Regions from separate parts of the Homo sapiens genome. Here region 1 is linked to region 2. Evidence: chromatin loops called from intact Hi-C (ENCODE). Cell type or tissue: ascending aorta. All regions are shown on one strand.

Region 1 (2,500 bases), 360 kb before region 2:
GCCCTTCACACCCTCATCTGCCCACCTACAAACTTCACTGCCCTTTCACCCCAACCCCGTTTCACACGCACTCCCACATCAACCCTGAGCATTCAAGCTTGCGTTTCCCTGTTAGGAACCTCGGTGGTGGCCGGAGCTCTGAGAAACCCCTAGGCAGAAATCCTTGCCTAGTTTGTGGCAGAAATCAGGGAAGGAAAGGCAAAGTTCAGGTCTTTCTCACAATAAATAAATAAAGATAGCTAGATTTGATTGATTGGTGGATGGATGAAACGTGGGAGTTTATGGGCAAATATTTATCAGACACTGGAAGTGTAAGTTGTCACAAAGATTATGGAGTGCACCTGTCTTATGACCCTGTTATTTTATCCCAGTATATGCACTAGAGCATTTTTTGTAACTGTGTAAATTGAAGGCTTATAAATTAGTTTAGTGAGAGAAAAGATAACGGATTGGAAGAGAATTACCATATTCATTAGTTGTGTTTTTAAAATTTTAAAGTAAAATAGAGACATGATTTTTTTCATGCTTTCGAATGCATTTATAAAAAATAGACTTGAGGGCTGGGCGCAGTGGCTCACGCCTGTAATCCCAGCACTTTGGGAGGCCGAGGAGGGCGGATCACGAGGTCAAGAGTTCGAGACCAGCCTGACCAACATGGTGAAACCCCGTCTCTACTAAAAATACAAAAATTAGGTGAGTGTGGTGGCGCGCACCTGTAATCCCAGCTACTCAGGAGGCTGAGGCAGGAGAATCGCTTGAACCCGGGAAGCGGAGGTTGCAGTGAGCCGAGATCGCACCATTGCTCTCCAGCCTGGGTGACAGAGTGAGACTCCGTCTCAAAAAAAAAAAAAAAAAAAAAGTTACTCATTAATAGCATAGACCAATTGGCCTCTATTGAAATTTCTCCATTATTTTCACAATGTGCCAGGCTGTGAAACCAGGATTTAATAAAGAACCAGAATGCCACATCTGTGTCACCTGGGTAGGGACCAGTCCTGATCCATTAAGTCCGGGTCTCTGGGTAACTGGACTCACTGCTGGGCAAAACAGAATGTCCGGCTTGGGTTCCTAACCGGGGACCGCAGAGCCTCATGGGAAATGTAGTGTCACCTTCCAATGATGTTACCATCAAGGACCTTGGGAACCAGCTTTTCTCTCTGCGCATGCGCCGCCCCGCCCACTCCGCCATTTTCCTCCGGAAGTGCGGCACCCAGAGGCGGTCTTGTAGCTGGGCCAGCCTGGGGCTTGGTTCTATGTCCCTGCGGGTCGGTGCGAGGGCGAAGAGGAACCCGTGGGCCCGGGGGATCCCGGGGGGCCGGACCAGTGTTCCCCAGTTGTGGGAGCAGACGCGTGGGCGCATCGCGGGCGGGCAGGGCCTGAAGTGCAGGTGCAGGCCGCGGACCCTGGCGGGGGCTGGGAGGACAGGCGTGGGGTCCCGGCAGTGAAGCGGGTTCTAGAGGCGCAGGAGCGGGTAGGCGAGGCCGGTGGCCCTGGGCCCGGAGTCTGCAGGCCGCGCTCCTGTCCTGCCGCTGAGGGAGCCGGTTACCAACCCGCATGACGCTCAGTTTGCCCATCTGTCCCAGTGCGAACACACAGTTCTCGGGAGACGTTCCCCATTCCCAGAGGAGTAGTGCGAAACGCGTGCGCCTCGAGTCTTAAACTGGGCGTTTGTATTAGTTGGGTTTCCCGGTGTCTCTTTAGCAAGTGAAGTTTCTGGTTCCCTCCTTCACTGTGTGACCTGCCTAGTCCTCCTGGGTTGCGTTTACAGAAGTTTATACGAGACCTAGTTTCCAGGGAAGAACTCACTGATGCCGCGAGGGAGATGGGGTACTGGATGATGGTCTTCAGCCTTAAGGGTACTTCAGTCTTAACCGTGTGTTATAAGGTTTGAAAGGGAGGGTTCCCTATGAATAAGAAGCGCACTTGAAAGAACAGCCCTCTGGTCTAACCTCCCACTGGTGCTTCAGAGGAGGATAAAAGGTCACAGGTGAAGATCCCAGTTTTCCTCGCTCGGGAAATATTAATTCTACTCCCTAGAATGCACAAGATTTGCAAAGACTAGGTGACAGTGGTAGGTTTGGACGAACTTTCAGAAGGTTGAGGTGAATTCGGCTGAGAAGAACAGGCAAGGACCTAGGAAATATTCCTTATTTGAAGGGGCCTGAAAGTGTGGTCTGGGGTACAGGAGTGACCTGTCATACCTGAGAAGATTAAAATACTCTCCAAACACAGTCCCATTCCTTCAACCTTTCCTCGTTGTTTCCAGCGTTTGAGATATATTAAACCTAGTCCATCACCAAATTTAGCTTTAGCATTAGATTGTGAAGTTCTATCGATTGTATTTGATTTGTAATTTAAGACTTTCTCCCCCTACGTAATTTTGTTAAAAACATATTGAATTCTGTTCACTTAGGTGTAACAGTTAATACTTGCTGTTTAAGGAACTAATTAAACCTTACTGGCTTATAAAAAACAACCACCATTTTATTTGTTTGAAGTT
Region 2 (2,500 bases):
TCTCAGAACTCATCAAAAAGGTCAGTTATGGGCAGTGTCCGCCCAGTAGCCGGACAGCATAGCCACCTGCGTGCTGGAGACCCCATCCTTCCCAGGCCCTGGGCCTTCTTTGCAAACCCCAGCATGGCAGGGGCCTCCCCAGGCAACTGGCTGCATCTGAGTGTGACCCATGGGAGACAGTGCAGGGCAGGAAGAAGGGGAGGCCAGCGTCTCTCCCTCACTCTGCCTCCTGGGGTTTCCACAGCAGCTGCTTCTCTGGGGCGCCAGCTCCTAGCATATGAATTCTCATTCCTACCAGGCTGGTCCAGCCCACAGCACTGGAACCCTCACCCACACCCTCTGTCCTGCCCGCTGAAGGGTTTGGAGTTTCCTGCTCTTGTCCGTCTCTGGGTTGCCCCACGGGCCCCTTTTGGAAGATTTAGCTCTTGCCATACCTTTGGAACTAGTTCCTCTGGTGAATTCTCTGCTTTGATCCTGCTGGAATGAGCTCTTTCCTGACTGATATAGGATGGATTTTATTTTTTACTTATTTATTTACTTTTTTGAAACAGTCTCACTGTGTTGCCCAGGCTGGATTACCGTGGCACAATCTCAGCTCCCTGAAACCTCTGCCTCCTGGGTTCAAGCAATGCTCATGTCTAGCCTTCTAAGAAGCTGGGACTACAGGCACACGCCACCATGCCCGGCTAATTTTTGTATTTTTAGTAGAGACAGAGTTTCACCATGTTGGCCAGGCTGGTCTCGGACTCCTGACCTCAGGTGATCCGCCTGCCTTGGCCTCCCAAAATGCTGGGATTACAGGCATGAGCCACCTCACCTGGCCTAGGATGGATTTTAAAGATGGGCCTGAATATGCAGGGTTTGACATGGGGATGTCGAGAGGCCATTCCTCAGTAGGCAGAAGCAGACTTGCTGAATGAAAGGGCCACACTTTTAGCAAATAAACAATCCCCTGCTTCTCCAATACCTGCTTTCTCCCTAGTCCTCCCCAAAAGGGTGCATCTGTGGTCACCAGCAGTTCTGCCCTGTGCCACCAGGAGAGGGCAGCAGTCACCTAGTGTACCCTTCTGCTGCCCTATGAATCATAGGACGGGGCCAGCTGTGGAGAAGCAGCCTGCTGACAGCCACAGCCTGCAGCATGGGCCGCCCTCACAGTTCTGTCTGGGCTCACTTAAAAGCACCTTTTGTTTTCCTCCTCTCTGTGTTTGATCCAAACACAGAGCTCTCTGTCGTGGTCAGGTGGCAGCTCTCACGGAATCCTTGTCTCCTGCCCTAGACTACATCTAACCCTACCCTCTCAACACCTCTTGTTGAAGGCCCTCCCGTTCATGTTTCCCTACCAAGTGGAATTATTTTTTTTTAGAGACAAGATCTCTGTTGCCCAGGCTGTCCTGGAACTCCTGGGCTCAAGCAGTCCTCCCATGTCAGCCTCTAGAGTAGCTGGAACTATTCGGCACACACCACCATGCCCAACGAAGTGAATATTTTATATGCCAGCTGGCCGGTGTTACACCATTCCATCCCAAATCTCCCCTCCAAACTTGGTGAAAATCATCTGGCCATTTTTACAGATTAGAACAAAAGCAAACAAGCTCTCACTCTGTCTGCCCCCAGCACGAGGCTGTCCACATGGAGGCTTTGGACGAGCTGTATGAGGCACTGGCAGAGACCCTGATGGCCAAGGAGTCCACCCAGGGCCACCGGAGTTATTTGCTGGTATGAGAAGGGCACCCTCCTCCCCCTCACAGCCCAGATACACTTCCTGCACAGACAAAGTGAAAATGTGGGTGTGGGTTCAAATTCTGACTCACCCATTCTGCAGTCTTAGACATGAAGTCCATTAACCTTCTTTAGCCTCAGTTTCCCTGTCTGTAAATCAAGCACTTCAACAACAACAGCATGTCTCGTGGGGTTGTTGGGCATTTGTCCAATAGGTGACACACACTACCTGCTTCACAAGGACCTGGTGCCCAGTCCTCAAAGAATACTTGACAGGGCTGGACATGGTGGCTCATGCCTGTAATCCCAGCACTTTGGGAGGCCAAGGCGGGTGGATCTGAGGTCAGGAGTTCGAGACCAGCCTGGCCAATATGGTGAAACCCTATCTCTACTAAAAATACAAAAATTAGGCCAGGCGTGGTGGCTCATGCCTATAATCCCAGCACATAGGGAGGCTGAGGCAGGGGGATCACCTGAAGTCAGGAGTTTGAGACCAGCTTGGCCAACATGGTGAAACTCCATCTTTACTAAAAATACAAAAATTAGTGGGGTGTGGTACTGGGCGCCTGTAATCCCAGCTGCTCAGGAGGCTGAGGCAGGAGAATCTCTTGAACCTGGGAGGTGGAGGTTGTAGTGAGCTGAGATCGTGCTATTGCACTCCGGCCTCGGCAACGAGAGCGAATCTCTGTCTCAAAAAAAAGTACAAAAATTAGCCGGACATGGTGGCACACAACTGTAGTCACAGCTACTTGGGCGGCTGAGGCAGGAGAATTGCTTGAAC

Evidence for each region. Peaks named below come from ENCODE experiments on the same cell type or tissue, not always from the same donor. Only the 100,000 strongest peaks of a DNase experiment are listed, where the experiment ranks them.
Region 1: a loop joins it to region 2, with 5 times the contacts of the local background. A loop is called at or near these places in 3 of 110 quality-filtered maps.

The regions. Positions count from the first base shown.
Region 1 is chr3:75,784,271-75,786,770 of GRCh38, reverse strand. ZNF717 (zinc finger protein 717) reads left to right here and starts at 1,222. Exons shown (of 5, transcript NM_001290208.3): 1 at 1,222-1,387. RefSeq lists an enhancer at 960-1,109. In ascending aorta, a CTCF peak has its summit at 1,270; a DNase peak (open chromatin) is centred at 1,160; H3K4me3 peaks cover 1,568 bases; H3K27ac peaks cover 960 bases.
Region 2 is chr3:75,428,352-75,430,851 of GRCh38, reverse strand. It overlaps the pseudogene FAM86DP. Among named protein-coding and RNA genes, the nearest start is that of LINC02018, 5.7 kb to the left of the region's middle. In ascending aorta, a CTCF peak has its summit at 1,023 (motif pointing right); a DNase peak (open chromatin) is centred at 1,061; H3K27ac peaks cover 684 bases.